Regions from separate parts of the Mus musculus genome. Here all the other regions are linked to region 2. The links are chromatin loops, found by intact Hi-C in ENCODE. Cell type or tissue: heart. All regions are shown on one strand. Region 1 overlaps Adamts17 (a disintegrin-like and metallopeptidase (reprolysin type) with thrombospondin type 1 motif, 17). Region 2 overlaps Adamts17 (a disintegrin-like and metallopeptidase (reprolysin type) with thrombospondin type 1 motif, 17). Region 3 overlaps Adamts17 (a disintegrin-like and metallopeptidase (reprolysin type) with thrombospondin type 1 motif, 17).

The links. Hi-C counts contacts between places; a loop is a spot of excess contacts. Peaks named below come from ENCODE experiments on the same cell type or tissue, not always from the same donor. Only the 100,000 strongest peaks of a DNase experiment are listed, where the experiment ranks them.
Region 1: it touches region 2 in a loop (1.8-fold over the local background); 2 of 42 quality-filtered maps call a loop at or near these places.
Region 3: a loop joins it to region 2, with 1.9 times the contacts of the local background. A loop is called at or near these places in 2 of 42 quality-filtered maps.

The regions. Positions count from the first base shown.
Region 1 is chr7:67,030,602-67,038,601 of GRCm38, forward strand. All of the region lies in intron 12 of Adamts17 (a disintegrin-like and metallopeptidase (reprolysin type) with thrombospondin type 1 motif, 17), which reads left to right. Among named protein-coding and RNA genes, the nearest start is that of 1700112J16Rik, 190 kb to the right of the region's middle. In heart, no CTCF peak of the experiment used is centred here; DNase peaks (open chromatin) are centred at 930 and 3,960; H3K27ac peaks cover 2,186 bases.
Region 2 is chr7:66,952,159-66,960,158 of GRCm38, forward strand. The region is part of intron 7 of Adamts17 (a disintegrin-like and metallopeptidase (reprolysin type) with thrombospondin type 1 motif, 17); the gene reads left to right. Among named protein-coding and RNA genes, the nearest start is that of Gm33627, 120 kb to the left of the region's middle. In heart, a CTCF peak has its summit at 3,386; DNase peaks (open chromatin) are centred at 3,493 and 3,993; H3K27ac peaks cover 3,340 bases.
Region 3 is chr7:67,041,075-67,049,074 of GRCm38, forward strand. Adamts17 (a disintegrin-like and metallopeptidase (reprolysin type) with thrombospondin type 1 motif, 17) reads left to right here. Exons shown (of 23, transcript NM_001033877.4): 13 at 711-877; 14 at 6,388-6,515. Among named protein-coding and RNA genes, the nearest start is that of 1700112J16Rik, 180 kb to the right of the region's middle. In heart, no CTCF peak of the experiment used is centred here; DNase peaks (open chromatin) are centred at 807, 3,307 and 3,677; H3K27ac peaks cover 1,877 bases.

The DNA.
Region 1 (8,000 bases), 78 kb after region 2:
TCACCACTCCAGGTGATGCCAAGACCTAACCAACACTAGGAAAATATCCTTTATAAGGAGAGGTGACATCTATAGTTTAGTAAGTGACAGTAACATCATAATTTAGTTTAGTAAGTGACAGTAACATCATAATTTAGTTTAGTAAGTGACAGTAACATCATAATTTTCAGTGACCTGTAACAACTGGCATTAGGTAAAATGTCTTTTTCAATTGAGATACAGCTTAATGTCTGGCACACAGTAGGTGTTTAAACTTTTAGGAATGACTTTCTTTATTGAAAGCCTAGATGACCTCCTACTAAGGGCGGGAGAGACGTTTGGCTGAGTTGTGAGAAATGATTGGAGGGGAGTGTTTGTTTGTTTGTTTTATTTTTTAAAACATGGCACAGTTGAAAGTCATAGCTCTGACTCTCAAAGGAGAGACGTGGGTTTGGATTCATAGACCTGAGGTTTGGGCTCCAGATGTCATACTCATTGGCCATCTGACCTTGAGGAAAACTCTCCTTTCCCTGGGCCTTAGTTTCCCTCATTAGAGCCCACTGGTGTGTGAGAGGAGGAAGACCCAAATGTAGAAACTAGCATAGGCCAGTCTTAAGTCTAGTCATATTCCTTATACTACAGCCCCCAGCAGTGTCTACTTGTCTGACTGGTAAAAATTGTAAAAATTGGTGGGATACCTTTGGCCTTGCATAAGTGGTCCTTGTCACTAACAGAACCAGGATGTCGACACCTACCTTGTCCTGTCTACCTCACAGAACTGTACTGCAGCTCAGCACAGGGTGGGAGGGGCTTATATGAGTGTAGAAGGCTGTCTCTGTTGTGCTTAGAGCCTTGGCTGAATACTGGTCTCCTCTGGCTTATCACATATGTCAGCCCTTATCAGGTGGTTCCCAGCAAGCATCACGCAGAGCCTCTAAATGTTCAACATCCCCTGTGTCCTGACATGCTGGGCAGTTTGATTTATTTAGGTGACAGCAGTACTTGTACATATCACACAATGTCCCCAGAGCTAGGAAAATGCTTTAGGCACACTTTTCATGGTCCAGGGTAACCTTTGTATCTTGCAGTGCTATTGGCTAAGATCCCCCTGCTGGAGTCAACTTGCAGAAGAGACTTTCCAGGGCTTTGTGGCTTCTCACCAAGGCTGTCAATCCCAACTACATCTTGACCTGCCCTTCTGCTGCTCTGTCCTCCCCAGGGGTATCTGGCATTTTGTGAGCGAGTCTCCTTAAGACTTCCCAGTACCTAGAAGTATGTTGCTGTGCCCATCCTGGCTTGCCCTGCTCTGAGGTTCTATGTGTTGTGAATCTAGTCCCATCCCTTCAGACCCAGTGACCCCAGAAGACAAAGTGCTTATACAATGTTCTTTTATTTATCTGCATTCTCAAACACCCCATTGTGCCCGAACCCTCGCCCTCAGCCCCATTGCTGTCACGAAGGAACTTACCTCTTCTTTACTTCCCATGCTTTGTCATTGAGGATTGAGAGAATGAAAAGGTCACACACACACACACAGCTGCAGGCATGTGGGCTTTTCACACAGTGGTGTTGGATAATGGCGTCCGGTGGCTGTGGGACAGACTGTTGCTTAAAATGTGCCAGAAAGAGAAGGCCACTGTTCTTGTTCCTTCAAAGCCTGTGTTCCTTCTAATGTTATTTTTTTTAACCCTGCTCTCAGCGTTAGGTATAAATAATGCCAGGCATGGTTTACAGCAACAAGCAAAGACATACAAAATCCTGCCCACCCTCCCACAATTCCCCTTACCCCTATTTCAAACCAGATCCCTTGCAAGCTACACTGTCTTCCCTATTCACTTCTACCTTCTTCATACATATCACCACTGTGATGGTTTGTATATGCTCGGCCCAGAGAGTGGCACTATTAGGAGGTATGGCCCCATTGGAGTACGTGTGCCACTGTGGGGATGGGCTTAAGACCCTTGTCCTAGCTGTCTGGAAGTGAATATTCTGCTAATAGCCTTCAGAGGAAGATGGAGAACTCTCAGCTCCTCCTGCATCATGCCTGCCTGGATGCTGCTATGTTCCTGCCTTGATGATGCTGGACTGAACCTCTGAGTCTGTAAGCCAGCCCCAATTAAATGTTCTTTTATAAGACTTGCCTTGGTCATGGTGTCTGTTGACAGCAGTAAAACCCTACTAGCTAAGACAACTCCCATTTCTGCCTTTCTCAAGGGCACAGCCCTGTGTCCATGGTTACCCCCTTGTCTCACATGCAGCTGTTTATAACAAGTCAGGCACCACTTATCAATTTCCTGAAGCACTGTGGAATACATGGGCTCTGTTGGTTATTAGCCAGGCAGTTCTGTGGAAGAGGCTCTTTTTTTAATACCCATTGTGGAGATCCAAAACAGACTACTATATCAACTCAATGACTTACCTCAGGTTACACAGGTAAATAGTAGCCAATGGCTTGGTAATTAATCCTTTTTTTATAAAAGAAAGAAAGAAAGAAAGAAAGAAAGTAAGAAAGAAAGAAAGAAAGAAAGAAAGAAAGGAGGAAGAAAGAAAGAAAGAAAGGAAGGAAGGAAGGAAGGAAGAAAGAAAGAAAGAAAGAAAGAAAGAAAGAAAGAAAGAAAGAAAGAGAGAGAAAAGGCAAGCAGAAGTCCAAAATCAAAGGTCTCTATGGGATTGGTTCCTCCTTGAGTGCCTGGAAGATAGTGTGTTTCCTGTATGTGTTCTGGCTTCGTGGCTCCGATGGTCTTTGTCCTCCCCAGCTTACAGGCATACCACAGTCTGCGCACACTTTCATGTGGTATCTTCCTTCTCATCTCCTGGAAGTACATGCCATTGGATGTACATACCATTGGATTTCAGACCTGTATGAGATATCCTCAGCTTAAGATCCTGAAGTGCATCCCCTTTGCAGCCCTTTTTCTGAGTACAGTGATGTTCTCCTGTTACAGCCAGCCTGTCTTAGGGGACCAACGTGACCACCATTCAGCCCACCCTCCCCTTGAAGCATCTTGTCTGTTCTTCAGCCACAGTGCTCCAGCCCAGGGCCTTCATCAGCACTCTCCTAGGCCTAACTTGCCATTGCCATTATTAAGATCCCAGTGCAAATTGCTTATCCCCAGAGGAGCCCCTTCACTGACCACCCTGTTTAAAGTGGGGTTCCACTTTATTCTGTCTAAGCATCCTTCTAGCATTGCAGCTGCTCTGCCACTCATATTTCAACTCAGTTGAGTTTTGCTTTGTTCTCATTGGCCTTGGAGCTTCCTGTAGGCCTAGGGCAGGCTCCACCTTCCCTTCCCTGCCTACTGCAGAGCAGTAGCTCAATAAAATAAGCTTGGGCATCCTGTTTTCCTAGAAGCAATCTTTCTGCCTTTCCAAGGCCTCCATTATACATCCCTAATGTCTTTCTTCACTTCAGAAACACTAAAATTAACCAAATCCAACAGACCAAATAATAGGTCACCAATAAGCTCCCTTAACCTGTATCACCTCTTGGATGCTCTAACAAGCCAGGCCGTGTAGTCCACTTATCCCCGGCAATGCTGTCACTTATAGCCAGAAGTGCTCAGGAATAAGCCTGAGCGTGTCAACCCAGCCTTGGGTTTTTCAAGTTAGAAAATTTTGATCCTGTAATATTGATGCCTTGGTAGTCAGTCTGATCATTTGCAATGACCATTCACCTCCATTTCCTGTTGGGAATGGGAGTAACTTGTTCCTGTCTCCTTGGAAAATAGTCTATAAGAGTCCATCCTACCTTCCCGAAGCCAACCCAGAAAAAGGAGAAAAACACGGTCAGACTGTAGGCAGGTGGATCCCAGCAGCCCTGGTGTTTCCTTAAGTAACTGGGTCAGCAGTGCAGGCAATTAGGGCTTAGAGCGTACTGCCTGATCTTGCACAATGCCTGTGTGATGATTGTTACAAAGCACAGCTGATTGTGGACTCTGCGCCAAGCTCTGACCATAACAACATATTCTCTGTCTCACTCCTTAAATCAGACAGCTCACTGCCCTGATATTCCTAGAGGATGGCCAGAGCTCACCACTGTGTACAGCTTGGAACATTCCCATGAGCCTCTCCCCATGGTTTTCTCTGCACATCCCTGGCTCCTTTCCCTTTATTCTGCAGCTGGTTTATTCACTGTCCAAAGATACTGGCCAGACTCCCCCATCACCCCACCCTTTTTTCCTGGTCCTGATTTTTATAGCTATTGGTGGTTTTACTTCCCAGTACACACAGAGGTGTGTGTGTGGGGGGGGGGGTGCAGCTTCCTATGTTTGTTCTTTCCTGCCATTTGTATTGCTCTTGCTTAGAGTTAGTGGAAAAATTCATCTCTGTTCTGGATTTTGATGCTGGGTGAAAGGGGGAGGCAGAGAGAAAGGCTCAGGTGAACATATGTCAATATGCTTTCTGTCCCGGTACCTGCAGGATGGCATGAAGAGCAGAGGAGAGAGGTTGGAACATCAGGGCCACTGCGGCATTGTCACCCCATGGCCACATCAAAGGGGAAGCAGCTAGTCACTTGGTACTCAGAGGAGGGAAGGGTAGAGTAGAGTTCTATGACTGTGCTTCGCTTCATGTCCCTAGTGAGTTCCACGTGTGTGCTTTCAGTATAATGACTTGACTTTCTATGGATTCCTCGTTATAAAAAAAACCAAACAAACAAAACTCTTAAGTTGCCTATTCTTAGCAGCAGTGACAATTTGGCATAGATACTTCTCAGAGATCTTAACACTAGAAACGCATTGCCCCAAGGTGCACCAGCAGGATCCTCCTCTTGTAGCTTACAAGAATTTATCTGTCCTATCCCTCCCAAGGAAGGGCAGGCTGGCCGCCGCCCAGTCTACCATTGCCTTATCTTTACTGTTTCTCTGTGGATGCTCACGGCAGTCCGTGGTGCTGCAAAGCCGACCCTGGTAAGGAGACAGGAACAGGTTGGGGAGGGTGAGAGGTGGATGGGCTACGCCTTCTCTCCACGCCTGCTTCTCCTCAAAACCTCACTCCCTTATTCTCGTTTATTCTTAAACACGTTTAGAAAAGTCAAACCTAATGAAAATGAGAATGTCCTGCAAAGTATCGTTCATTACCACCAGGCTCACACACATTGCGGCATCCACACATGTGTGTGCTAGCACCCAGCAAGTGAAGGTGATGGCTCTGGGTGCCTGCATGTGGGACCACGTGACAACTGGCTAGCTTTGCATGGCAGCTGCCCCGTCTGTGCTGCCATGAGCCCATGGGTTTCTATTTGTCCCACCTCCTTGCTGCCACATGCTGCTGTTGATCTTCTCCAATGTGGACATTCTGGTGTCCACACCAAGCCTGATGTAGCATCTCTAAGGTTTAGGTTTCGCTCACCAGCAGTGAAGTTGAGCATCTTTGTATGCCTCCCTTGGGTATCCTTTTCTTGGGCAGGGCCTGTTCAAACCATTTTAGTTTATATCTATCTGAGCTGTATCAATGTTTAGAAGGCCCTGAAAGATGACGCTTTAAACGTGGAGGATTGACATCAGACATGCATCATTTTCTACATGTGTATGTGTGGTCCTGTGTGTGTGGGTTCAAGTCTGTGCTCATGCCTGTGGAGAGCGGCATCTGCTATGATTTCTCCCCACCTTGGGTTTTGAGGCAGGGTCTCTAACTTAAATCTGGAACTCAACACCTCAACAAGTTTCATTAGCTGTCTTGCTCAGGAGATCTTGTCTCTGTCTCCCAAGTGCAAGGATTATGATGGGTTGCCATAGCTACCCAGTGTTTATGTAGGTGCAGGTGATCCAAACACTGGTCCTTATCCTTGTGTGACAATAAGCCATCTTCTGAGCCCTAGAGGTGCATCTTTAAAACCCCTCGTGCCCAGCTGTCTCTGTCTCGGGCCATCCTTTGACAGTTACTGAGCAGTTCTGTGTTGTTTCTGTGTTTCCAGTCCTAGCTCACACCCCTGAACAGCCATCTTTCCCTTACACTGAATCTTTGGTGTCTATATCTGAAGGACATGGTCAAGAACCTCTGGGGGGGTTGTTTTGTTTTCTGTTTATTTTGTTTGTTTGTTTGTTTGTACTCAGACTGTCTCCTGTGCATCCTCAGATAGCTGGACCCCACATTAGGGTAAGGTTTCAACTTGCTGTCACCTCCCTGTCACAGGCCCTACAGAGCCATGGAGCCTAAGCTGTGACACCCAAAGGCCTGGGCTTTCTAGTTCTCTGTCAGAATAAAGAATGTAGGCCCACTAGCTGCTCTCAAAGGGGAATGACTATTCTATTATGAACTCATTTTTGCTTTGTTGTGCTGGGATTTTGTTGTCTTAGTCTTCCTAGATGTGTTTTGTCTTGATCCACCCTGAACGGCTTCAGAGAACCTCCAGGGTGAATAAGAGTCCCTGCCCTCTGCTTCACACTCACCACAAGTGGATCTAGCCATGCCTCCCTGCCCTTGTTGATTCAGCAAAACATCTCCCTAAGCCCAGGCCCGTGTGTCTATGACTCAGGCTTTGTCCAGACAACCCAGCATGGGATGCTTGGTAAACTCAGTCCCACCTGTGTCATCCTCCATAGACCTTTTCCCCAGTCACTCCCTCCCACAGCCACTCTTTTTGTTACTCTGTGCCACAGATGAAGGGTACCTTTTTCTAAAGGCTGCAGAATCGCTATGCATGTAGGAAGATCCCATCGATGGCCTGGTTATTCCACACAGTCTCTATGGTTACCGTCCCTCTTGTCTCCTGGAATGCTGAGACCATGAATAATGCCAAGACTTATATATGCTATGCTTCTTCCTAGACACCCAGGCCCATGAGAAGTTTAACTTTAAAATTAGGTACAGTAGCAGGTTAATAACAATGATAAACAAAATAATCACATTAATACTTATGAATTATATATTTGTAGTATTTCCTATTTTATATTTTTAGACCATGTTTGATTGTCCGTAACTGAAATTACAGGGAGCAAAACTGTCAATCTGTGAAATCAGCGTAGGTCCATGTGATCCTGCCATGCGTGGTTGGGGGATTACTTAGGTCGTAGACCACGTAGCTAGTCAGTATTTCTCATTTCCTGTGTTCTTCAGAATAGCAGTTTTAATTATTTTCATCCATTTTTGAGTTATGGATCTTCTCTTTTTCCATTTTTGTACGTGTGTGTTGCACATGTGTTTATGCATGTTTGCACTGTGTAGCTGTGCATCCTGTGTGCACATGTGTGCACATGGAGGCCCAAGACTGATGTTGGGACACATCCACCAGAGCTCTTCCACCTTATTCATCAAGACAGGATCTCTCAGCCAAGCCCTGTGATCCTTGGGGTGGCTAGTTCTGCTAGCCAGCTTGCTCTGGGGAATCACCTGTCTCTGTCTTCCAGGGCTCAAAGTACAGGCAGAATATCATGCCTATCCAGCATTGACTTGGATTCTTGGATTCCAAACTCCATTATTCATGCTTGGGTGGCAAACACTTCAGCCAGTAAGCCATCTCCCCAGCCCTCGTAAGTTTACCATGAAGAAACCCTTGCTTTATATAGCAAGTGATTAGAGTCAGTGGGAAATAGGTACTTAGAGACAGCCAGAACTCTGATGGACATGGGATGTCTGGATGTAGGCTTCATGTCTTATCTGGGTGAGGAGGCCCCTTCATATCTAGGTCTGAGACTCTGTTAGCATCCTCAGAGAGGTCTCATCCAAGGCCCACTGACAGGGATGAAGCCTGGAAGCTGAACCCTCTGGGAAGACAGGGTGGGTGTCAGAGGAGAGAAGCTGCATTGCAGAACAGGGCAGGACTCTGCTTCAGTGGCTCCTATACTCAAAGCCTGTCCTGTGGCATGCAGGAGGATGCTGCCCGAAGGTGCTAATGAGGTGTGCCGAGGGAAATGGGAGGAAAGCCTGCTCCTCTTTAGTGTCTCTCTGGAACTTTGTATTAACGAAGCTAAGCACAAAGCCTGCTTTAACTAGAGACTCTTCTCATGCTATCCTGAGTATCATTTCATTGAAATTTGAAAGACACTCTCCTACATTTCTATATCCTTTTTAAAATAGTTTCT
Region 2 (8,000 bases):
AAGGAAAACAAAAACATGTGTTCAGTTCCACACTGCCTCGGAAGGTTTTTCCACGGGATGGAGCTGTCTGGGGGTTTTGTGTACTTGGTTGCCTATGATAGATCAGCACGGGGCTGCCTTCTGGGAGCATTGCTGTGTTCTGTTTAAGTGCTCATGGCAATGTATGGAATCCTCTTGGGGTGAGTATGACCTCCATTGGCCTGCAGAAGGAAATGGCCTTTGGATTTTAGTCATGAAAGTGAAAGAACAGACGTCTCTACTTTTTCTTTAAGGCAGTCATGGTTATTATATAATTTTATTACCTTTTAGTTATATCACCTAAAAGGTTTATGTGTTTATATGGTGATTTTGATCATGTTAACTACAACAAATCCATTTTTTGTGGAAGACCTAATTTCCTGAAGGCAAAGATAGTTAGTTAGGGCCATCAGTGTGTATTCTTCCTCTGCATCACATCTGCTGCCATACACTCCCAGGCCTATCCATCACAGTCAAAAGCACCAAGATACAATAAAAAGACAAACGTCAGAAGCAGCCCCAGTGACCCATGCCAGTTACAGCACTTGGCAGAGTGGGTGTTGCAGCTCACTCAGTCAGCACAGTTGAGCGAGGTGGAAAGGGATTGTGTGTGATAGCCCCCACCTCTTGCCCCTTACCACCTGTGATAGTCAGGAGAACTTGCCCCTAAACTTATGAAAGGGAGAGCTAGCCCTGCCCCTTATTGACTATATCTCTTGGGAGAGCAGGCCCTCTTCCTTACCTGGGCGACACAGTGGAGCTGGAAGGTGAGCCAGCCTGGAGGGTGCAGGAACAGGAGAGGTAGCCCAGCCCCTCACTGGCTGCAACACTTGGGAGAGTGAGCCCTGCATCTTGACTGAGCAGAACAGTGGAGCTGTCTCTGGAGGGACAGGTGAGTGGGCCCCATGGGCATAAGAACAGGAGAGCTGACCCTACCTTCTGACATGGAGGCATTGGGTGGTCTCGCTGGAGCAATGCTGGCGAGCTCATGCTGGTGGTTTGGAGAAGGGTGAGCAAGCAGGCTGAGCAGCTCAACTACCACCAAGGCCCAGATCCAGGGCTCTGAATTAGCCCACCCCCAAGTCTGCAAACTGTGGGAAGGCTACAGGATCTGTCTGGCACAGGGCAACACAGGATAACCAAAAAGAGTCCCAGTGAGGATCCAAATGGTAGTGTCAGAATCTAGAATCTTCAGACCAATGACTTCATTCCAATGGACATTTGCAAATGAAGATGTGTGATCAGGGAGGTATACTGTAGGACACACTGTGACACACTACAGCTTACACAATGTGACATTTTCTATGCTTTGTTTTGTTTTATTTTTGATTGATTGATTGATTGATTGATTGATGGGACAGGGAGATGGGTGGGATTGGAGTGCATGCTGTGAAACCCACAAGGAGTCAATAAAAATTTTTTAAAAAAGGAGAAAGAGGAGAAGAGGGAGAAGGAGAAAAAGGAAGAGGAAGAGGACAAGAAGGAAGAGGCAAAAAAGAGGAAGAAAAGATGAAGCAGGAGGGGAGGAGAAGCAGAAGCAGAAGTGGAGGAGGGGGAGGAGTGGGAGGAAGAGGAGGAAGAGGAGCAGCAGCAGCCCCAGCCCACCCTCACCCCAGGAAAACAGCCTTGACAGGGATACTACAGACTGCAGTGGTTTCTTGTTCAAGACTCACATATACATTTTAGCACTCAGGATTTCATATAGATTTCCTTTGACATACAAAGGTGTATATCCCAATGAATCTGTCTTCAGATGAAAATGCCCTATGCTATAAGAATGCATAGGGTACACTTAATCTACAGAAGAAACACAGTCCAGTGTAAGGCATGGGTTGTGTCCGCTGGTGATCTGGGGGCTAGCTGTTGCTTAAGTGTCATGAGACAACACCCTGGGTTCCATATCACTAGCCCAGGCACACAGATGAAAATTCAAAGTTTTGGCCTCTCTTATATGTTTATGGCTCAGGTAGCATTGTGACATTCCAAAGTCAAAGTGGTTAAGATCCATCAGTCTTTATGTCATCTGTGTACGTGACTGTATGCATGCTCATCTGGTCGCTTGCTCTTTCTGACTTCATACTCACAGCGCCCACCCGATTTAAGTTGGATGCTCAATGCAAGATGCTTTCTCAATGAAGTGCTTGCACCGAGGTGACAAAACCCAGACCTCAACCTTCTCATTACCTCGGCTGTTCTGTTGAGAGTAACTTTGCTGGAGAATCATAACAGACCCTGCCTCATTCATTCCACGTGTCAGTTCGTTGAGATCTGGCAAAGGGAAACACATTCTCTAAAACTCTACTGGTTATCACCTTCCGAGGAATGTTCGAGTAATCCCTGAGGGCCAAGGGGGTGATTTTCCCAGGGTCTTTTGGTCTGGCATGGCTATACTGAGGAGATTTTTTTTTTCCAGAGGAATGTCTTTGTGTCCTGGGATTCCTGTATTTAAGTACTTTCAACTTTTTTGAGGTCGTGGACCCCTTTGAAAATCCACTGAACACTAGAAACCTTTTAAAAATATCCATGCATTCAATACTAAAATGTGCAGCTTCAGGGGTTAAAGATGCCTGTGTGAGAACCTGATTCATCTGCTTGAGTAAGAAACTCCCTGGCCTTTGCACAGTTGGTGGCCACCATCTCCTGTAGTCCCTGGAAACAGATTATGCACAGACCTGATTAGGAATCTGTCTTTGAGTCTAGCTATCTGTGCAGCCCCACAACCAAGCAGAGACTTTACTTCCTCTATGGTAGTTGAAGGAGGGGCCTCAGCCAAAGTGTTTGCATTGGGCAGCTTCTTCCTGGTTGGTAGTAACTCGAATCTGGGAAAAGTCCCTTCCTGCAGTGTGAGGGTAGGGGTGTGCCCATGTCCATCTGTGATGAGTAAAGATGGGAATAATATCTTCTATAGTGTGGTACCAGTGTCGCGCGCGTGTGTGTGTGTGTGTGTGTGTGTGTGTGTGTATGTGTGTGTGTGTGTGTGTGTGTTTGTGTGTGTGTGTGTGTGTGTGTGTGTGTGCGTGCACACACATGCATTCAGACTCATGCTTCTGCATGTGTAGCTATGACAGGTACAAACATTCTTCTCTGCAGGTCCAGCTGAGCTGGGCTTGCCTGGACAGAAATGCAGTGGTCCCTGACCTGACTCTTTACAGGTGCAGCTTCTTTCCAAACCCTGGACTAAACTGCTGTGGGGAGGGTATCTGCATCCACGCATGTGCAGACGTGTGCATCTTTCCATAGCTGTGGGATCCCCTATCATTTGCTGCCTGACATCCTTCACACAGGCTATTTCCCTGGAGCTGGGGCTAGGCTAGACCAGTAAGTAAACAAAGCTCCCTTTTGACATCTCCCTGAGAGGGGGCAGTGTCTTCAAGGAAGGACCAGGAGGAGGAACTGCTAGAGGCCCCGCTTTTAAGGCCAGTCTGGGAGGGGAGGGACAAGCCAAGTGACCTCTGAGGAGATTTCCCAGCAATCCAAGTTCAAGGTGATGACAAAGGTCTGGCTTTGGGACCACGGGAAAGGAAACAGATTCCAGAGTCTCTTAGCAGCAGGAAACGGCAGATGGATTGGAATTAGAACAGGCCGAGTGGGCCTGTGAGCTTTAGACCTCCGAGGGGAGAGAAACTTGAGAAGGCCCAACGTAGGCTGGCCAGAGCTGTGTGGGGTAGGCTCAGTCTGGGGTGGGAGTAGGGTAGCAGAGTGCAAACAGGAGCCTGGCCCTGGGGTGTCGTGTGGCCGCACCTTCAGTACAGAGGGGACATGAAATGTGTGAACTTGCTTAAAAGCCAAAGTACATTTGTTTATTTTCTTCTTGACCTTCTAAAGACAGACCCTGACACACATGTTATTTCTGTGGTTTGGGATCATCCTAACACCCAAAGTAGCCCTTGGCAGTGAGCTGCATCTATAAGCAGAGAGCAAGGAAATGACCTCACTCTGAGGCAGGGCCAGAAACTCCATGCCATGCTTTTCCTGTACCACGACCACTGAACATTCCCAGACTCTGGCTGGCTGCCCTGACTGCTGACAGTTGCCACAGATCAGCTGTTTCCTCTGGCTGCCCTTGGCACCCACCTTACTGTACTGCATAGTTCTTCTCAACCTTCTTTCCAAGGGAACACACACACACACACACACACACACACACACACACTCCTTAGTGAAATGGCATATCTACATTTCTCCTTCCTGTCCGGCACAGGATGAAATGGTCCTAGGGTCTCCCTTGGGCTTGTTATAGTAGGTTGATGGGAACAGGGGCCATGCTGTTGCTAAGGAGCCATATTGTTATACCTTGTCATTAAGTCTCCATACCTTACAAGAATTCACTTCTGTTTCCTAAGATGAATGTATCCTGCAAACCATGTTTTCCAACCCACACTGAATTTGTGATCTCCCATGGCCAGTTTTACATATGGCTTGCTTTAATCAGACTTGTGTGGAATTGCCCTCCTCCTCAGGTCTAACATTGACTTTAGCTCATGAATATTGGATCAGTATTCAGATGGCAGCTGGTTCCCTGTGTTGAAGAAAACTACTTCCTTAGTTGAGGGGCTATGGTACCCTGGTAAGGTGTGGTTTAAGGAGGCAGTGTCTGGAGCTGCTTGGGGTCTGGTGTGCGTCTTTCTTCATGGCCCAGGAGCAGGGGCCTGGAGGTACTTAGAATGAACTCCAGAGTACAAGCACTCATGCTTGCTCTAAGCTTCCCTAAAATTGCATGTTTCATCCCCCAAGAGAATGGCCTAAGAACTGAGCAAGAAATGTGGGTTCTTAATTACTCTAAGAAAATGTCTCTTTTTCTTTGCTAACTTGGCAAACATCTCTGTGCGGGACTTGTCTTTTATCCATCCATTAGAGACACCGAAGGGGCTGAAGCTGCTGTTCAGGGTTGACTGAGGTAAATCTGGGGACTATAACACTGCAAGTGTCCTTGGATGACATAACGGTGAGGTATAGAAAGAGCGCGTACGATTGGAGGCTGATACGTAATCCAGCAGACATTGGGTAAGAGTGGACATTGACCAATGTGTACAACATGGCCTTGGGGACCTGTGACACATAAGTGTACTTAAGATGTATTCTTATTCTCTAAGTTCTCTTCTTGATGACTTCTAGGTTGCTAAACAAGGGCCACTGACTCCTATTTTATTTACTTGCCTCTGCTTTATTTTGTAAACATCAATCGACATAACTTTATTAGACATCTGTAACAATGCCTACCCCCACTCAATAAATATTAAAAATGGAACACCTTTGTGAGCCAGAAATTCAGTTTAAGAGAGAGTTCCATCCCCTGGGTATACTCTAGTGGCCTATTTTGGGTTCCATCCTCCACACCATGACCACAACCAGACTTTTTGACCACCTAGTGTCTTACTATGGAAAGCAAGCATCCTTGTGACCATCCCCAGGTCAAACAGTAGCATCTCTGTAGGTGTCACTCCACAGGCCTTGTCATTGTGCCAAGCCCTTTTCATAACCTGACCATTCCCTGGGCCTTTGTAGCAGTAACTCCCTTGGGTCCCCTGACACTGCATTTGTGGGTTTCGTGAGATGGAGAGTGAAAACTAGAAGCTTCGGTGCTTGCTGGATCCAACCATGAGCAAATAGAATGCCTGATAACCTCTTGTCTTTGAGACCCACCCCGTGGAAGCAGCAGTAGGATCTCCTTTCTGCAGGGCCTTCTGTTGCTAGATGGTCGCAGAAGGCCACTGCAAGCATCTGGATACAGCGGATTGGGGTGTTGTGGGGTTTCCACACCCAGGCACATCAGCACTTTCATCCAGCCATGGTTGTCGACCCTTAGCTTTCCACTGTGGTTTCTGGACATCAAGCTGGTTCTCACAGTGAGTCCAGGGCCCGTGCCTTGCAGCAGTGAGGGCTATGAATTCTGGCAGCAGCTTCTCTTATGGGTTGTCCACGTGAGCATGGCGGACCCAAGGCACTTCTGCTTGAACTCTGGGCTGCACTCTAGGTAGATCAGCTGACTTGTGCTGCCTGTCAAAGTATCATAGACTGGTAGGTATAAGTAATAAGCTGGTTTTTTTTTTCCTCTCATAAAGGTTGGGAAGTCAAGTGTGGGAAGACAAATGAAATCACATGTTTTCTGGTGAGGGCCCTCTTTCCTGGATTATAGATGGCTACCCTCTCAATACATCCTCACCAGGCTTCTTATGCATACTCAGAAAGCAGGGGAAGAAACTGTCTGTCACCTGGTTGTCTTGTGTCTGCACCTTTGCTTCTGAGGACAGAAGTTCCATCAAGGCCCCACTATTAAAACTTGTCTAACTTGAATTGCATCCCTAAAGGCCCTGTCTCCAAATCAAGTCATACTTACTGTTAAGACTCGACCTTTGGGTTTCAGGAACTGTCTGTCACTTAGTCAGTGATGCTGGTGTGGTGGTTGCCATTGAGTGGCTACTCAACTGGACCTACAAGAGACGAGCCTTGGGGGAGGCCTGTGATGGTCAGCCTTTATTAGGTTGAGGCAGAAAGGCCTACCTTTGTTGAAGCATCATGATTATATGCGCTGGGATCTTATTCGAAATAAAAAGAGAAGTGAGCTGAGAACTTGCCATACTTCTCTGCTTCTTAACTACAGGTACAATGCCACCAGTTGCCCCGTTGTGCTCCTTTTACGATGACATCCCCTCCATGATTGGTTGTATCCTCCACCTCTAAGCCAGCAGAACTCTTTTCTCCCTTAGGACACTTCTGTCGGGGTATTTTATCATAGCATCAGAGAAAGGCACGGCTACAAACAGGATGAACCGAGTGTGCATGCTTACTCTCCACATGATGGGCCATCTTCCTTGTCAGCTTTACTGGATTGGGGGAATACCTGGGGGATCAGAGACACTTATGCAGATGTGGTATTTCCAGATACAGTCAGATCATGAGGGCTCTGACCTAATGAGTGGGCTAATCCCTCAGTGAATTATCTAGTAGCATGACTGTGGGAGGGCGAAAGTACAAACTAGGGCCCAGTAGGCAAAAGTGAGACACGGGGAATATGTCCTTAAGAGGCCATATCTTGCTCTGACCTCTAACCATAATTCTTTCCTTCTGTTCCCTGTCTACTGCATGCTCCCACCATCATAATATTTTGCCCAACTGTGTGGAACAAGCCGCTAAGGACTTACATCTCTGTAACTGTGAGCCAAGATACAGCTTTCCTTCCTCAAGTGTCTGTGTCAGGCATTCTGTCACAGTGGATTCCAACACATCCTCAAGCACTTTGCCTCTCCCAGGCTCCCCCCTCACACTTCAGTAGCCCTTCCTCATGACCTTGTCTGTGGGGTGCCCTCGATTCCATCCAAGCACGCATGTGGAGAGATCGATCAGGGTTCAAAATGCTCGATCAGGCCTCAGGGCCAAGAATGCACCCTTCCTTCCGAGGAACATTTGAATTTGCAGAAAAAAAATTCAACTCAGGTTACCTTGGGGATCTCTGGCTTTCTAGGAGCCTGAGGTTTATCGTTTCCCACACCATGAAGGTATTTTAGGTAAACAGGTTCTTCCCAAACTTACTTCTGCCTAAAACCCCCACTTTCCCTAGGTGGAGGGAAGGCAGTTTAGCTTACTAGGAAAGGGGCAGGGACTGAATTATAGTGAGAAGACAGAAGGATTTTAAAGCCACTGGTGGGGACTGATGAAGTTTATTTTTAAATTATAGACCAAAACATAGATTGTGAGTGTTTTAAAGGTTTCATAGTTTGGCCAGGTGTGGTCACACACATCTGTAGCACATAGGAGCAGAAACCAGGAGGATGGCTGAGGATGAGGCCAGAGAGCTGAAGGCAAGAAGATCTTGAGTTCAAAGCCAGCCTGGCCAATGTCATGAGTCTTTGTCAAACACAAAAACGACTCCCACTACCCCCTAAAAGTTTCAAAAACCATTGTAGTTTGTTAGGATAAAAATGTAGGTGTCGACTTCATGCTGCCAGGTTACAGGACTGCTGGCCCAAGCTGCCTACCCAGAA
Region 3 (8,000 bases), 89 kb after region 2:
AGCTTGTCCAGGTCAGAGTCCCTCAAGGATGCCTTGGGGCCTCTCAGAGAAGCTAAGCAAAGCCACACTGGGACCATCCCAACTAGCACCCCATCCTTAGGTCTAGATGAACCTTACATTTGTTCACTCTGCCAGGGATCACAGCCCATTCTCTAGACCTGCTTATCACCCAGTCAGTCTAGACATGACACCCAGGAATCCAGACCACAGTATTGGCTTCACACTTGCAGAGCTGAGAATTAACTGGCCAATATCCAGAGACCGACCATGTGTGAATGTACTAATCACCCCACTTTGTTAGAAAGTAAACGAGAACTCTTTATTCCTCCTAAAACATGGAAACTTCTAGAACATATCCAAGAGTGTTTTAAAGGTCTTTATTTATAGTGTTTTTTTTTTTAAGTAACAGAATAGGGGTGTTCAAGGTTACATGTGACCAAGTCTTAAATCTGGATGGAAGATACAACCTGTGGATCTTGCTGAACTGAAGCTCACTCTGTCCTGTTTCCAGATCACCTTTATTTACAGTCCTCTGATGCAGTTTTCTGCTGAACACAGTTTAGCATGGTGTGGAACTGGGCTTACCCAGATGTGATCGACATGAGAGACCCAGTTACTCTGGAAACCTTGCCTACACCTTCCTAGCAACTGCCCAGTACCCCCACTCTTCCCACAGATCATCTGGCTAACACAGATCTTCTTTTTTCTAGCCCTGGACCTGGTGGCACACACTGCCAGGGTGCCAGCGTAGAACATGCTGCCTGTGAGAAGCTGCCCTGCCCCAAGGGTGTGCCCAGCTTCCGGGACCAGCAGTGCCAAGCCCATGACCGACTGAGCAGCAAGAAGAGAGGCCTGTTGACAGCAGTGGTGGTTGATGGTAATGGCATATGACCCTTCCTTTCAATGTGGCCTCCTTCCCTCTTTTCCCAAGAACTATAAAACCCAGTTAGAGATGCTCATAATCCCCAACTCCCAGCCCAGCCCACCTGAGAACACTGCTGTCTTCTGCCCAAGTTAGTCCTCGCTCCTGCTCCTGCTCCTGCCCCTGCCCCTGCCCCTGCCCCTGCCCCTGCCCCTGCCCCTGCTCCTGCAATAGTGAGGCTGAATTCTAACAACATGAGATCTCCCCACAGGCCATAAAGGCAAATGGTAGGCTAGATTCATTTTCAGCAAGGCAGGTGTGCTAGCGTATGTTTCCCACTCTGCTGTGTTCTGAGGTACCAGGAGTAGAGTGGTGTGTTTTGAGTGTGTGCCATTTTGCTTTCCTTGGCTTACTTGGGTTGGCTTTACTCTTTGCCTAGAAGTACTTGGAAGACTTTTAAGAACCATGTACAATAAAGGAAAGAGGGTAACCAGCACTGGTCACATTTTCTTTCTAAAAAAAACATTCTCCCGCACTGGGAGACTGTATGCCTTAAGCTGCCACTATGTTTTCAGTCCCTAGAAATAAGTCTAGGTGTTGGGCCATGTCTTCATAGAGTTTGTGATGTTTGGTCATTGTAGGTAAGGACACCCCAAGGCGTAGTCCAGAGTATTGGGGTTTTGCCTAAAAGTCTTCCCCCTTAAGAAACAGTACTTTGTATTGTGATACTGACAGTATGGTCCCATTTATCAAGCATACCACAAGCCAGGTACAAGTTAGGTCTACATTCACCTCTGTCACCTGTCCTGAGCATGCAAAAGAAGATTCTGAGGATGGGAGGGGACAGGTTACGTGATGTCTAAGCTCCAGCAGCAGACAGAGTGGACTCAGAAAATAACCCACTGGCTGTCAGTACCCAAATACTCTAGCAGGAAGGAAGAAGTCTCGGGCACAGTGAGGGATCCTTAGAACAAAATCAACTGAGTCCTATTCTATAACTTCCGAGTGGCTTTCAGAAGAATGAATTCTCACACCAAGTCTTGGTTTTCTTCCCCAGGAAATCCCCATTCGGGTACCAGCAATTACAAGTTCAAATGTGCCTAGATGTTTAGGGGGGGGAGCCCAGATATCCCCAGCATCAACAGCTTCAGATCTGCAGCGCTTAGCCCAACACCTGACCTCTCAGGTTTGAGCTAGCTTGTAAAATAACACATGTTGTTTTTAACGTTACCCGCTTACCTGGGGACCTTGGAAGAAATAGAAAGCTCATTCCCCAGACATTTTTTCTTTGTATTTAAAAAGATACCTCATTGGCAGGGGTCGGGGGTGGAGGTGGGGGCGTAATAATGGCCGTGCTGTCACTTAGCCATGCTGTCACTTAGCCAGCAGAATTCCCCAGGAGCTTAGCTTTCTCATCCCTAACTTTCCCTGAAGAAAGAGAGAAGAGACAAGAGACTTCCCTCTCCCAAAACATAGGGTACTGTTGGAGGCACCCTTACTTTTCTGTCTGGGCATGAACAGCCTAGGGGCTCCCAGCTACCTCAGGCATATTCAGACCCCTGATTGGAACCGAGATATTACCAGAGATGGTGCATGTTCCAGTACAGCAGCTCGCTGTGATGGGAACCACTCAAGCCTTTCGTTGTCTCCAGAGAGCCAGGGAACGATAGATTGAAGCCTTTTTTGCCTTTCCCCCTTTCCTTGAGCCAGAAGGCATGAGGGCTAAGGTACCCCTGTCCCCTGAACATTTCCTCTCAGCTCTGTGGGAGGCGGGGGGGGGGGCTGTTTGTTGCTTGCTTACTTTGTTTTTAACCAGACTTGCTTCATGTATACAGGGCAGAAACCCCACTTGAGCAACTCCATCTTAAATCTCTATTGACCACTAACCGCTTGAATGGCTGAATGTTTTGGCCCCCTTATCATCATAGTAACTAAGACTGCTGTCAGCCCAGGCCTCCCTCATGAGGAGACTCCTTGAGGACTTTGACAGGGCTAGGCTGCATTTTCTCACCCATCTGTCTCTTGTCTCATTCTACCCACGTAACAAATAACTAGATCTAACAAATACCTTGACCTGAAGAAGCCAGCCATATTTGATAGACTTACAGACTGGAGGTGTTCAGCCTTTGAAGGAGAGACCTCCGGTTCCGGGCTTTGTGAGCGTAGCTTGACCCAATGTCCTCTGTGGTGAAATTGCCACGACTTCTTACGCATGAGGTTCCATTTTTCTCAGTACAAACAGAAGCCAGCATTTTAAAAGCATTTCAGAAGGGCAACAATGCCATAATAGATGGCTGATTCAGATGGCTGATGATAAATGGTCCCCTGGAACCCCTCTTTCTGAGAGGCACGGCTGTAGCTGAGCCGTGATAGGAGTGATCCCTGCGGTTGGGCTCTGGCTCCTCACGGCCCATTATAACTGCCCTATTCATAGCATTGCTATCGCTGCAGAATTCTTTGGCGAGTGACGCACAAGTCAGTAAAGGGGAAGCAGTATTTTCTCTCCTCTCCCTTTCCCTCTTTTAAAAAGAATTCTTGCAGAGGTAGACTTTCCGAAGGAGGACTCGGGACCACAAACCCATCCCACCTCCAAAGGAGGAACAAAGACTCTCCTCAGTAAAGATCCCAAAGAGGGAAAGCCCTAAGACAGAAACCCACTGAGGTGGCCGCTTGCCAGATCTGTTTCTGCTTTCCCTGTGGGATCTTTTCACAGTAGAAATGTCCAGAGGTTCAGACCCATGTGACCAGGCCAACAGCAGGCTCCATCCTCAGTAAAGTGTTGGAAAGCCGCATCTGGACAAAGTGCCTTTTTCCCAGCTCCTTTGGTTCACACAAGAGACATCCCCCACCCTCCCGTCTGAGCGTCTGAGCAAATAAGAGATGGGAGGGTCACAGCCGTGACTCCTACTCAGCCAAGTGGCCCAGAGATGGAGGAGCATTGTGACAAAGATGAAGGGTGTTCCCAAAGGACCAATGAGGGGCTGGAACCAAGATATCTGAAAACATTAGGCCCTTCTTCTATGGCCTCCAGGAGCCCTGCCCCAGTGCAGTCTACATTTCTCTAAACTTCTCCTCGAACCGCCAACTAGGGAGACCCACAGGTCCCATTAAGTAAATCTGTGTCGCATCTCTGAATCCTTCCAGATCACTTACGGCTCAGAATTCAAAGCTCTGTAGTGTTTGAAATTCAATGATGGCTCAGTAGCCACATATTAACATCCCCACTGGCACCCAAGAGGACACATGGCGGCCTGCGGGGGGGGGGGGGGGGATGTGATGGCTAATGAGGTGGGTTATCATTCCTGTCAGAAAAGGCTGGTTTTACAGCCAAATAGTTTGACACACATATAAGAAAACACTCATTTTTCAGAACTTTGCATATTTCTGAATTATAAAGAAAATAACCTAGCCTTCTCTGCGACCCGCCAGCTGTGAGCCATGGCCTCTCCGTGTCATGGAGTTTCAGTGTTGAGTTGTCAGGGAAAAGACATCAGTCATTCTGGCTGTGGTAAGTGCTATCCAGTTAACTGAGACCTGTCTAGAGGGTCTAGCTATTCCAGAAGAAAGACCGATTGGTCTCTTCATAGTCAGGCGGACTTTACTGGTCCAATCAGCTAAAGACTGGTACCTGGGAACTGGTTATGAAGTCCTGGCGGACAGCCTGTGAGAGAGAAGACTGAGTAGCCAAGACAGAAGACAGAACTTAGATGATCACTTATTCCGGCCTCAACATTAACTAGACTCTGCCTTAAAAGTAAAGACAAAGTCTGAGAGGGCTATAAGAACATTGTGAGCTGCGGTGTCCATGTTCCCTCTGGCGCTTGGGAGAAATTCCAGACCTCTAAGCTGATGTAATCACCAGCTCTCAAACCTCAGAGCCCATCTTTCTTACTCTGGCTGTAGCTTCTGCTTCCTCTGGTCAGTCAGAAGCCCTTGCCCACAGGCCTCTGAGAAGCCCACAGGCAGGCCTCTGAGAAGCCCACAGGCAGGCCTCTGAGAAGCCCACAGGCAGGCCTCTGAGAAGCCCACAGGCAGGCCTCTGAGAAGCCCACAGGCAGGCCTCTGAGAAGCCCACAGGCAGGCCTCTGAGAAGCCAGACAGAAGCCTCAGCCAGAACTCATCTAAGCACACACCATCCATGCAGGGGGCGCATTCTAGGCATCTTTCCTTGTTGTACGTGGCTGTACGGCTTTTAATAATGTAAGAGTTCTCATGCTGTGCTCAGAGCTGAAGCCCACTACCTCATGCTATTTAAAGGGATCTTTTCTCCTGGAGATTTAACTTCCCACTCACAGCAACCTGGGGGGGGGGATAGCAGGGGCAGCGACTATTCAGAGAATTTAGAGGAACTCTGAACCCCTTTCTCTCAATTTAAAAGGACTGTCCTCAATCCCTTTGGGAGAAAGAACTGAGTATAATCCTTGGACGGTGAGGAAGTGGGCAAATGCAGGGAATTCTAGCCAATGAAGGGATCTCCACCTCTCACTCCTGCTGTCAAGCCCTGGTGTCCCACATGCCTGAGCCTGGAGGGTGCCATCTGCAGAGTGGCACAGTCAGAGTCAGGTAGAGATCAGAAGAATGCCTTGCCTAAAAGATCACAGCCAACATCTGGCCACCTAGTCACTTCCCCTGATTTAGAGTCTCCACATCTCTAAAATTTGTACCGAAGAACCAAAACTTTTATCCCTTTCCATGCTGGAACTTTCCAGACTCCAACTTTCCTCAGAAGAGCTCCTACCTCTCTGCCCAAATCCCATTCCCATTTCCATTCAAATCCAAGCATACACTTAGAGACCATAAATATTTATGAACATTGTGGCTTGGTTTTGGCGGCACCATTTTATTCCTTGGTATTTGGGGCCCCGAGGGTTCCTCAGTCAGAGTAAACACTGATGGTCAAAGACCATCAAGATGGAACAAAGAGGAGTGTGGTTGTTCCTGTTGGAGGAGTTGTACGTGTCCTCTGAGGCCCATGCTCATCCGCACTAAGTGGGGCAGACATCACTTTGTGTTGCTTGGCATGAGGATGATCATAAATGTCTATGATTTCTTTATCACATCATCATCATTACTGATGTCAGATAAATCCATTGGCTCTCCGTGTTAACACATTAGACCAAAGGAAAGTTAAGACCCATACTTTCAAGCTACTTCTTAACAGTGAGACCTTAGAGACGGCATAGAGTTTACTACTGGTGTGCAATAGACACACTAGACCATTCAGACTAACAGAGCTGTGTTGTGCCCCCTAAGGCACTCACAGGGAGCCTCAAACACCTGATGACCTCTCATTATTCCCATCCAATAAGCTTCCATTTACTGAGGCAGGGGATTCTGATCTGTGTGTTATTTTAAATGTCCTCGGGTATTGAGGACAGAGCTAAGTGACTGAGACCTTGATCTGCACTAATGGCTCTGCCATTGGGCTCACTGCTCACTTGTGCTTGTCCCTCCCCCTCCCCCTTCCCTCACATTGCCCATATACCCCTTCCCATATCAACACCCACCAACTTTTCCCTCCTCAGATAAACCCTGTGAACTCTACTGTTCACCCCTCGGGAAGGAGTCCCCGCTGCTGGTGGCTGACAGGGTCCTGGATGGCACACCCTGTGGACCCTACGAGGCTGACCTCTGCGTGTATGGCAGATGCCAGGTGACCTGATTTTCCTACTGTCCTTGGTGGGGCTGTGGATAAAGGTTTCCTCATGCCCAGTGGAGCTGGGGGCTTTTGCAGGTCATCAGGGAGAAGGTTTTCTCAAGGACGTCTTTGCTGCCCTCCATGGCCAGTGGCACCAGCACATGCCCTGCCCTTGGCAGTGACTGAGTATTATATGACGGTAGGCGTAAGTGGTTGAAAGATCAGCAGCATCTTGAAACTCTTTGAAAATTCCTCTAGATAACCATGATTTATACAAAGAGCCGGAGTGTATGAGATATGACTGGAGGATGAGCAGACAGCACACTCTGTTTACTTACAAACAAGCACTTTTGCAGACAGTGTCCAGGGAGAGCGATGTGCCTGACATCTGAGGAGCCTTCCACCCTCTGGGCCACAGATCCCCAACTCATGACTTATTAGGAAATTGACAAATACTCAAAGCAGAAAGGAAGGGAGAAAGAAGGAAAGAAGTGCTCTGTTGCCCTGTTGTCAGTCTCTAGCCATCAGAAGGAGCATCTGGTGGGGTGAAGTAAGACCAGGAGGATGGAGAGGCTATGACTTCAACGGGCAGGGGATACAGCTCAGGTAAAGCAACCTCTGCCCACAGGGGTCATCTCCTCATGACTCAGCTCAGCCTGAGCATGTGCAGTCCCAGCAGAGCTAACCCCATCAAGCAGTTGTGGTGAAGAATATAGTCTGGCTTATAAAGGATGAAGCTGCCTCCCACCATGCTAAAGGCACAAAAAGCCAAGGTCTCAACAGTGGGTATATTTTTTTGTCTGGTGAGGGCTCACTTCTCATGAATAGCTTCTTTATAGTCCATCCTCACATGATGGAGGCGCGAAAGCAAACAGTTTCAACCTAAGTAGGTTTTCTCCCTGACTAGCCCAAGCCAATCACATTGGTTAATCTTTCAAGGAAACAATTCCTGGCTTTGTATCTAACAGATACGTTAAGTCCCCATGTGTCTTAGCGAGGACACCTCCCAGAAACCAAGGAGTGCTTGAGCAGGCCCTTCTGAGATACTTTATTGTAGCAAAGAATGTTCCAGGCCCTGTTTCTGGACAGCAGGAAGAAAGCTCTTATCATTACTGCTGAAGCAAAGCATTGCTCACAGTTCTCAAGAAGCCTGCTAGTGGTCTCTGCTTCCTAAATGCCATACTTGCCTGGATCATCCTGCATGTTGGCATATTGCAAACCAGTGATGTAATTCTTGTTCTAGCAGCTTTACAAGTCCAAGCTCTTATACCTTTTAGGTCAGGGCCAACTGAGCCACCCCAACCCCTTGCAAGCATCTGCTTCAGTAGTCTTGCCAACGAGGAGGTACTTCTAAGAATCCTCAGATTCTCCAGCCAGTGAAGCCTGTGTTCATGCTGAACATAACTTTAGTTCCTAGTGGTCTGTGCCAGTGGGCACAACCATGGAATTGGATTTAATCTCAGGTTTTTCAACCTGAGACTATTCCATGTACTGTGACAA